2 separate regions of the Homo sapiens genome follow, and region 2 is linked to region 1. Evidence: chromatin loops called from intact Hi-C (ENCODE). Cell type or tissue: endothelial cell of umbilical vein. All regions are shown on one strand. Links, peaks and the distances in the headings refer to the core of each region. The heading gives the core; the rest is flanking DNA. Region 1 overlaps DIAPH2 (diaphanous related formin 2). Region 2 overlaps DIAPH2 (diaphanous related formin 2).

Region 1 (5,392 bases), core at 127-5,126:
ATTTAATAATGTTTCCATATATATATTCTACATATATGGATGGAATTCTAATATATATACGGAATATATATATTCTAAGAGTTCAATGATTATTTAAGACATACTTCTCTAGAATAATCATCCAAATAATTTAAAACAAGATTTTGCCTCTGAATATGTAATAGGCATTAATAGATTTTCACTTGGATTTTCTAACATTAGTTTTTATCCATTTTGATGCCATTCCTAGTATTAATGATAAATTTTTCATTGGCAATATAAAAAGAAAGTCTTCTGCTAAAAAAACTAAGGCTGTTAGTGAAGTTATAAAAATCACAAAAGACTAGGATTGTCGCATCATTATGTGAAACAGATCCTTGGGGGAATACATCAGATTGTAATGCCACGACTCCTGTATTTTAAATCTACCTGCACCCTAAAGCTAATGGCAATAATGCCATTTCAACTGAAACATCAACTGGATTAAAAAAAATCCTAAAGGACAAGGAAAATTCAAGCTCTTGGCTATGCAGTGCTGCAGTTGACCCATTCACTTCTCTGTTCAGGTAATCTAGTTAACACAGGCTTCAGTATCAATTCATTTTAACAAAGGATGGTTAATGTCATTGTTTGTAACATTTTCTAGTGAGAATAAACCTGAAGCATACTATATAAATAAGCCCTTGCTTGCGCTGACTCAGGAACACAATTCTTAATTTACTTAGTGCTCTCTGCAGCTACTTGTGTATGTGTGTGCATGTGTGTGTGCATGTAGGTATATCTTATGGAACTTGCTTCTAATTAACAATACATTAGTCCTCGCTACTTCTAATTAGCAATGCGGTAGCCCTGCCTTATCCACAGGGGGATATAAAACCCACAATGAAACTGCGGATAGTACCGAACTCTGTAAATACTATGTTTTTTTCAAATACGTATGTATTTACAACAAAGTTTAATTTGTAAATTAGCCATAGTAAGAAACTAACAGCTATAATAATAAAGTAGAACAATAAAAACAGTATGCCAGCATCACTACTCTTGTGCATTAGGGCCGTTATAAAATAGGGTTACTTGAACACTAGCATGTTACCTCTACAGTTGATTTGATAACCAAGACAACTACTAAGCGACTAATGGATGAGTAGCATACACATTGTGGATATGCTGGATGAAGGAATGATTTATGTTCCAGGCGGGATGGAGCAGGACACTGAGAGATTGTATCATGTTACTCAGAGTGGTACACAATTTAAAACTTATGAATTGTTTATTTCTGGATTTTTCCATTTAATATCTTTGGACTGCAGTTGACCATGGGTGACTGAAACTGTAGAAAATGAAACCATGGATAAGGAGGGACTATTATAGTTAACTTTTGGACATGTGGTGTTTGTAGTAGCAAGGTGATTTTGCAGTTGTACTCATTATCACCTACTGACAAATATTATTATATATAAGGAAGATTATTTAAGCCATCCAAGAGGAAGTTGCAAGTAAGATGGACATTACTCTTGGTTTCTTCAGATGTTCTTAACTCTTTGAGAAGTAAAAAGTCTGTCTTTACTCCAGAAGGTAAGATCTTGCTGGATGGGGACCATCTTTCATTCCTCTTAGTGTCCTTAGGGACTTATGCAAAGAAAGACTTTTTTTTTTCCTTTTTGAGAGGGGATCACACTCTGTCACCCAGGCTGGGGTGCAGTGGCACGATTACAGCTCACTGCAAGCCTTGACCTCCTGGGCTCAGGTGATCCTCGCACCTCAGTCTCCCGAGTAGCTGGGACTACAGGTGCATGCTACCACGCCCTGCTCCTTTTGGTAATTTTTATAGATTTGGGTTTCACCATGTCACACAGGCTGGTGTCGAACTCCTGGCCTCAAGAAATCCACCCGCCTTGGCTTCCCAAAGTGCTGAGATTATAGGCGTGAGCCACCAGCAAGAAAGTCTTAAGTATTATTGCTGTATGAATGGATGTTGAGAGCTTCGAGTAATGTGTTTAGACTTAATATTACAAAAGACTCTCCTAAAGAGCAAAGAATATAATGTGAATGACGTAAAGGTGTATAAATGAAATTAATAATTAATAAATTAATGAAAAGTATAATAATTTTGAAATATAAGGAATAGTTAATAAGTAGAATAGTAATAGAAATGATTAGGGAAAATAAGTCATTGGTTATTAATATGTGAGTACATTTGATAAAGAAACACGCTCTGAGGCTTGGTGAGTGGAATGTACTGTATGAATTTACACTATAGTTCCCATTCAGGAAACAGTGACTAAGCACTTCCTTTGTGCGGAGTACTTTCCCTTGTTCTGGGGTTACAAAGAGGAAATTATATGATTATTGTCATCAGGAATCTTATAGTATAATAGATCATCGTGCCTATAAAGAAACAGTCTAATAAAACAGTTGTTATAATGGAAGCATTTGCTAAGTGTCAAAGCAATGGGAATAACAGGGAAAGAAAACCTAAGTCTGCATTACTGGAGGTGAAGCTGTGAACTACTGATAGAGAGTAGGATCTATTACTGGACTGGGAATCAGAAGACCAATTTATAATCCCAGCTCTGTACTTTCTAGCCCTGACATCAAGCAAGTCAATTTACTTCTCTGAACCTTTTTCCTTCAATGTAAAGTAAGGATAATAATATTAGGTCTATCTAGTTTTAGGATTATATTCAGGATAATGAGTAACTGTGAAAATGGTTAGCCTATAAAATGCTATGTGCATTTGCATATAAGCTGCTTTCACTGTTGACAGTGTGTGGTGTTGTCCAACCTGACCACCTTTGTTTGGAAGATGGCGTGGTACTATTTTTCTTCTGGTAGGTGGAATAGTAAAAGTTCAGCTGTGAAGGTTAATTTTTGGGGAAGAAGACCTGCATTAATTCTCCAGGTAGATGTCTATACACAAATGTAAGCTTTTTATTTACAATGTAAGTTATTTACATTGTTAGCTTTTTCTCTGAAAATGTTTCAAAACTATTGATGAGCATTTTATTTTTAGTAAAGTTATTTCATTATAAAATTAATACTTAGTTGTGGAAAATCTGGAAATATCATTGGCAAATTTGGAAAAAAAAATTGTATACATCAAAAAATTATTGTCATCTGGAATTCTGACATCCCAAGATAATTATTTTTAACTTTTAAATAATATTCTCAAAATTCATCTCATCAGAGAGATTTATGTTCCTTAAAATGTTAGTATGTTGCTGGGCATGGTGGTTCACACCTGTAATTCCAGTGCTTTGGGAGGCTGAGGTAGGAGGATTGTTTCAGCTTAGGAATTCAAAACCAGCCTGGGCAACATAGGGAGACCCCATCTCTACAAAAACTTTAAAAATTAGCCAGGTGATGCACGTCTGTAGTCCTAGCTACTTGGGAGGCTGTGGCGGGAGGATTGCTTGAGGCCAGTAGTTCAAGGCTTCAGTGAGCTATGATCACACCACTGCACTCCAGCCTGGGTAAAAGAGTGAAACCCTGTTTCTTTATGTACTATAGGGATATGTTAAGTATTTGGCAATTACAAATTTTATTCACATCTAGACATTTATTTGATAATTTGGGTTTCTAACTCTTATTAGTAGTTTGAAATTATTTATTATAATGTTTTGTCATTGGAAATAATGCAGATTTTATTTTCAGACTTTAATTACTTTATCTTGGATATTAGACTTGCTATTCTTATTCTTTCTTTGTTTCTAATATTTTCTTTCTGTTTAACTTCATTCAAAATTTCATGGTTTGGGTATCATTCTGTACACCTATGAATTGATTTAGATTATTTTAAAGAGTATACCAATAATACTTACAAACACATATCTAGTGCTTGCTATGTACCAGACACTGCTCTAAGTGTTTAATGCACCTGGACTAATTCTAACAGTAACCCAATGAAAACTAATATTTTCCTCATTTTATAAATGAGAAAATCGAAGCGTAAAGAGCTTAAGTAAATTAACCAAGGTCACACAGCTAGTAAGTGGGAGAGCTAGAGTTCATACCCACACTGTCTGGATTCATAGCTCAGACTCAACTCTTTCATCATAATGCACCTCTTGACTTACAGGACATTTCGTTAGTGACAAGAATTTCCAAATGTGGCATTTCATTTTCTGTTCTAAGTATTTTTTAGGACAGTATATTGGAAGCAGATTTGCATTCATACCTATAGAAGTAAGAATGTAGTCATTAAGGGAAAAGATTATACCATGTTGCTATAAGAGATATTTTAGATTCCGTGTTTTCTTTGCAATTTACCTTTTACCTATATAAATAGTTCAAATACCTTATCTTAGCAGTGATGCTACACATAAAACATGTTTTATTAAAACATAGCTAAAGATGACAAACCTGCTTCAATATTACCAAAGAAAATCAGATTACATTTGGAATAAATAATCAACAGGCATTCAAAAATATGTAAGTACATAGTTCAGTCTTGCAAGTTATAGTCTATCTAAAAATATATAGGTAAGTAGTAGTCTGGGAAGAAATTATAGCCATCTGCAATACAGTGAGATGGATACTAGGGGTTTTCTTACATATCAACTCATGCAAGAAGATACTGATATTGTTTCTTTAGATTATATGGGCTAATCAAAGCAAATTAGAAAACTTTACACTTTTAATTTACATTTAAGGTATTTTACCTGGAAAAATATTTCGATTTTATGTGTAGATTTTGCTAAAAATATGATATTGCATTTAATGTTATCAGTTAATGTTACCAAACTCTTCTAAATGGAGAAATTCTGTGAGATCCCTGGTGTCTCTAAAACATTTGGTAATACCTTCAAATGAACATCCAGCGTATTCATATCTACACATATTCCAGAGCCAGTGTCTCTAAAACAGATAGGGATTCAGATCATTCCCACATCAGAGAAAGACATGCTTTAGTCTGTGTAGGTTAGGGAGGCAAGAGTCACCCTCTTTGTGTGTGTCAGTGATTTATCACTCTTCCACCCAAAAGAAGGCTTGTCCTCTTTCCCTCAACCCTGTTAGTGCTTGGGGGTTTGTGTTCAAACATAAATTTTGTCATAGCTATACTATAGTAGCAGACATGAATAGATTCACTTATATTTCCATTTATTTCTCCTGAGTATGATCTGATTAGAAGAGGTAAAGAAACAAAGCAACTAGCCAATATGAAAGGCATATCATTAAAGCCAGAATAAAATCTGACTGTTCTTGATTTCCATCTCAAAATAACTGATGTCTTTCCTAAGTTGAGAATGACCTGATCTGTTAAAAACAGATTAACTCATCAATTCTGACCAAATCTTCTTAAGAAGGCTAATAGGCTTCTGTTGACTAGACACCATTCCCTGTTTCATTTTTCTGATATCCTGGATGGGGGTCGGAGTGTTGTTATTCCTGAGAAAATCGATATATCACTGTA
Region 2 (5,392 bases), core at 64-5,063, 250 kb before region 1:
ATAAGTTGGCAGCAGCAACGGCTTTTTGGGAAAGCATTTGTCTCGTCATCAGAAGAGTCTGAGTTTGAATCCTGATTCACTACTCATTCATTCCCTGTGAGCTTGTAAACCTCTCTAGACTCAGTTTCATTCCTTTCTTGAACACAAAGTTACTGGGTACTTATTAGTGCCAGGCATTATTCCAGGTGCTGGAATGATGAACCATACAGATAATGTCTTCATGGAACTTACATTCAAGATGGGGAAACAGACAATATGACACATATAAAATATAATGACAGGTAAGCGCTATTAGAGAAAGCAGAGAGTGATCAGGGTGTGGTATTTTAGATAGGCGAGCTCTTTGGGCAAATGACATTTGAAAGGAGACCTGAATGAAAATGGGAAGAGCCATGCAAATATCTAGGGAAGAGAGAACATCAAGTGCGAAGGCCTTGAGGCAGGAGTGTGCTTGGAGTATCTGAAGGAATAGCAGAGGTCACTGTGCATGGAGTGGGGTGAACAAGGGAAAGTATGGGGGTGTTTAATCCCAAGAGTTAGGGTGACTAAAAACATATGTTAAGCATAGTTAGTGGGTTGTTAATTTGGAAAGGTAAGTTCAGGTCATTTTAGGAGAGATATTTTGAAGAATTGTCACTTTAATAGCCAGCCAGGAGCCCTGGAAGGGTTTGAGCCGTGGAACGACAAAATCCAAGGTGTATTTGGGGAAGAGAAAGGTAGCAGTGGAAATTGGAGAGGTTAGACATAAGGGCAAGGAGATCAAGTTGGGGGTTGTTGCTGTAGTTTAAGTAATAAGGGTGCTGAACTGGAGTGTGGTTAGTAGGAACTAAATGGAGGATATAGATGAGAGACAGAGACTGTGGAAGTAAAATATCCCAGCCTCAGCAAATGATTTTAAAAGGGCAGAAGAGATGTATGAATCAATAATGACTGAAATTTCAAGCATGGGTGACCAAAATGACTTGAGCATTCATAGAGTAGTCAGGGACGAGACCGAGTTTGGAGTAAAAGAAGATTGAGTTCAGTTAGATATGTTAATCAGGGAGAAATTACTAGAATCACAATAGCAGGAGTAAAGGTATCACCATGCAAGAACATTTATTTAGCTCTTACAGCATTAGCAGTATAATTTTATAATTTGGTTCTCTGTTTCAAACTACTGCTTTTACCATTTTAAATGTACTCTCTGTATATTGCTGCTGAGACTATGTTGCTGATCATTCTAATAACATTTACCTGCTTAAAAGCTGAAGCCTGAATATCTTTACTAGGTATTGAAGGCCAAGTATACTTGTAGATGATTCAGTGGACCAAGACAGAGAAGAGTGAATCATTTTGGTGGCTTGTAGTATCATTTACCAGATAAACAATCTGACATAAAATTAAGAGGTCATATTTGTACCTTTTGCAATGTTCCTAATAATCTCAGTCAAAAAAACAAGCCCATAATAGTGAAGGTCAGATACAAATGCATGCTTCTTTGCCCTAATGGAGCATGGGAATCATGAGCACTAACTGAATGACTGTTGCAAGAGTTTTCTCAAAATAGAGCCAAATGAACTCCCACCCGCCAGCCGGCCCTCTTCCAGGCTGACAATGAAGGTAATACTGAGAGTAAGTTTCTGTTAAAAGTATAAACATGGCTGGGCGCCGTGGCTCACGCTTGTAACCCCAGCACTTTGGGAGGCTGAGGTGGGTGGATCACTTGAGGTCAGGAGTTCAAGACCAGCCTGGCCAACATGGTAAAACACCATTTCTACTAAAACTACAAAAATTAGCTGGGCCTGGTGGCAGGCCCCTGTAATCCCAGCTACTAGGGAGGCTGAGGCAGGAGAATTGCTTGAACCCGGGAGGCAGAGGTTGCAGTGAGCCGAGATGGTGCCACTGCACCCCAGCCTGGGTGACAGAGCGAGACTGTGTCTCAAAAAAAAAAAAAAAGGATAAACATATGATCAGGCTTAAAATAATAAATTTAGTGTTATCTATGTATTACTTACTATAAGCTGCCTGATAGTAATATACCTAAAATACCACCAAGTGTGGCAGCATGCTTTGTAGGCTGTTAAGCTGCTACTACATTAATAAATTGAAGTTTTATTAGTTTATTTATAGAATAGTATTTGATAATTACCTCACGTAATATTACACTTGTGTCAGGCCAATTATTTGAATATGTTCTGTGAAAAAAGATTAAATCTTATTTTTCCTTTTTTCTCCTTTTTATAATTGTGTAGTCCAGAAGGGGGAGACAAAACATTGATTATTGGAGGTTGAAGTAGCTGCTTCGTGATGATAAAACATTGTGTTCTTGTATTCCAATTTGATTTTTTTAAATGGGTTTAGAAATTGTAGGATAGTTGCTACTGTAAAATATTTAGTTTTATGGTGGTGATAATTTTGTTAAAAATCTAAATTCAGTCAGAATAAAAATAATGCCATTATTTTAAACTAGCATATATAAAATAGAAAAACTCATTTGGTGATCAGATGAAAATAAGACCTGAAACTATTTAATGATGGTATATTATAAGTGATCTTTTAAAAATAGCACAAACACTATTAAAGTACCAATTTCAGTCTTTTCTAATTTCACATTCATTATATGCAACGAGTAGCTACTTTCCCATTTCCTAATGTTTTAACACTGCAAGCTAACTTGTACATTATACTTATTTTGGATAGGGGTATCTGTATATGTTTTGAAAGGTTTTGTTATTTGAATTTCCCTTCATTTTTGGAACACTATCGTATCAGTTCCTTCCCTTCCCGTGCATTGTCATAAATTGCATTATTTCATCATGCCAGATTAAATTCATTGTTCAATGAATGCTGAAATATAGATTATGAAATATTAACAAGTCATCTTACCTTGGGCATTTGGAAATGTCTAAAAGACAGCATGAATGTTAGTATTATGTTTAGACATGTATTTTGAAAATTGATTATATTAATATTTATGAATAGGGGTCATTATGTTTTATAATCTATCCTGATATTAGAAATGAAAAGATGTATATTTCATGTATGATTTTGCATCACAAATTCATTAGCTGTGCATTTTGATTGTGATCATGTTGGATATTTCTATTGAGGATATTTTTCTGTGTGTATAATCAGGTAAAAGAATCAATTTAAAATCTGATGCTTGATATAAGACATTTAAGACTAGTATAGCCATTATTTTTTGTACTGGATTGGTTTATTTTACTAACAATGGAAAAAATTTTGATCATCTATGTAGAATGAGGTAATTATATGATGTCTTTTTTTGTGTGTTTTTGTTGTTAAGTAATATAGTCTCTACAATATATATCCTTTAAAAGCTCTGTATAAAATTTGCTGTTGCCATTATAAAACTTAAAGTGGCATAACAGAGGGATTTTTTTTATGAGGCAATGCTTCCTCTATCCAGATAGCCTTGTCGGCAGGGGAAAAAGAGGAAACAATCAGATTACAATCAATGTTTAGAAGTTACCTTAGGCTAGATGTAGTTGGCTCATGCCTGTAATCCCAGCACTTTAGGAGGGTGAGATGGGAGGATCACTTGAGCCCAGGAGTTCAAGATCAGCCTGGGCAACATGGCAAGACCCTGTCTCTACAAAAAAATAAAACAATTAGCTGGGTGTGGTGGCACACTCCTGTAGTCCAATCTCCTAGGGAGGTTGAGGTAGGAGAATCTCTTGAGCCTGGAAGTCAAGGCTGCAGTGAGCCGAGATGGCGCCACTGCCCTCAAGCCTGGGTGACACAGTTGAGACCCTGTCTCAAAAAAAAAAAGTTAGCTTAGCTACTGTATATAAAATTTTGGGCCCTTTTCTCATATATTTGATTCCATTTTTCATTTTAGTTAATCAAGTTTCTTCTGTCTGTTTATCTGTTCGGAAAGGACTGTTTGGTTGAACAAACATTAGTTCCTTTGAATAAGTAGAATAAGATAATCTTAAAAAGAAAAAGGCCGCCTTAGATTTATGAAGTGTTTCAGAGTGTTTAAAGCCCTTCATGTATTTCCTCACTTAAGCTACGTGTTATATGTATTTCTGTAGGTTCGTGCATCAGTTTTTCAGAAGACATTGCCTCCATCTCCAAATTCTTGGAGGCTAGTTAGAGTCTGGCCTTATCCCATGGAGATTTTTTTGGCTGAAAGCTATATGGACAGTCTTTTGAGTAGTTTGTACTGACCAAGGTATTTCCTGTCAGTGGTCCACTGATATTCATAACATTTAAAAATGATACATGATATTCATAACTTGTATTAATATCTAGTTTATATGCTTGTATGAAATGCTTTCTGGGTCTGCATTGCTAAATAATGGTGATGTGACCAGTGACATTTAGAGTAATTTTTTGTACTGTGGTCACCATAATTCGGATACCATGATTATTACATTAATTGCATGTGCTTTTATAGTTGCAGCCATAATTACCTATTAAAACAATATAGAAAAAAATGAACTTTAACAGCATCAAAGATATTAAAAGCATTTGGGTTCATTTTTTATGCTGATCTGTTTGTAAATTTTTAGTAACCTGTCATGGTTCTTTTCTTTAATGAATTTGTGATCTAAGGAGAAAATAACTGCTTGTGCAATGTAACTCTTGTGCTTGGAGAACATAACTGCTTTGTATATTTCTGGTAAATCATTTATTTTTATTGATGATTATGATGCTTTTTTGGCAGAGTGCTTATCCACTCAAAGAGCTGTTCTACGAAGTGTGATTGGTGTCTGTATCCAAGATATAACATGTATTCTATGTGTTTATATATGTCTCTCTATATCTATTTATCCATCTTTCTGTCTATCCTCCCAAAGTTAAATGAGCTTAAATAGGTTGCCTCTGTGTTAGAAAGCAGAGAAGTATTACTAGAGAACTGAGGCTCTTCCCCAAAATTATTTCAGATTTTCTTATTGTGTGGAGTGGTTTTGCTTGGAATGAGAAAAGCTATGTGTTACCGGCTGAATTGTTTCCCCCCCCCTCCCGCCCTCCCCAAATTTGTATGTTGAAACCCTAACATATCAGAATGTGACTGTGTTTAGAGATAGGGCTTTTAAAGTGTTAAGTTAAAAAAAAAAAGATGCCTTTAGTGTGAGCCCTAATCCAGTCTGACTGGTGTCCTGGTAAGAGGACATTTGGACACACAGAGAGGTGCCAGGGTTGTGTGCAGACACAGAGGAAAGGCCATTTGAAGACAGAGAGAAAAGATGACCATCTGTAAGCCAAGGAGGGAGGCCTCAGAAGAAACCAAACTTACTGACACTTTGGTCTTGGACTTTTAATGTCAAGAATGGGGAGAGGGGCCGGGTGATGTGGCTCATGCCTGTAATCACCAACACTTTGGGAGGCCGAGGCAGGCGGATCACTTGAGGTCAGGAGTTTGAGACCAGCCTGGGCAGCG

Evidence for each region. A loop is a pair of places that touch in the nucleus more often than their neighbours do. Peaks named below come from ENCODE experiments on the same cell type or tissue, not always from the same donor. Only the 100,000 strongest peaks of a DNase experiment are listed, where the experiment ranks them.
Region 2: it touches region 1 in a loop (6-fold over the local background); 2 of 110 quality-filtered maps call a loop at or near these places.

The regions. Positions count from the first base shown.
Region 1 is chrX:97,019,574-97,024,965 of GRCh38, forward strand. All of the region lies in intron 17 of DIAPH2 (diaphanous related formin 2), which reads left to right. Among named protein-coding and RNA genes, the nearest start is that of RPA4, 140 kb to the left of the region's middle. In endothelial cell of umbilical vein, for the core only: no CTCF peak of the experiment used is centred there; a DNase peak (open chromatin) is centred at 2,298; H3K27ac peaks cover 1,118 bases.
Region 2 is chrX:96,768,275-96,773,666 of GRCh38, forward strand. All of the region lies in intron 4 of DIAPH2 (diaphanous related formin 2), which reads left to right. Among named protein-coding and RNA genes, the nearest start is that of DIAPH2, 86 kb to the left of the region's middle. In endothelial cell of umbilical vein, for the core only: a CTCF peak has its summit at 2,254 (motif pointing right); no DNase peak of the experiment used is centred there.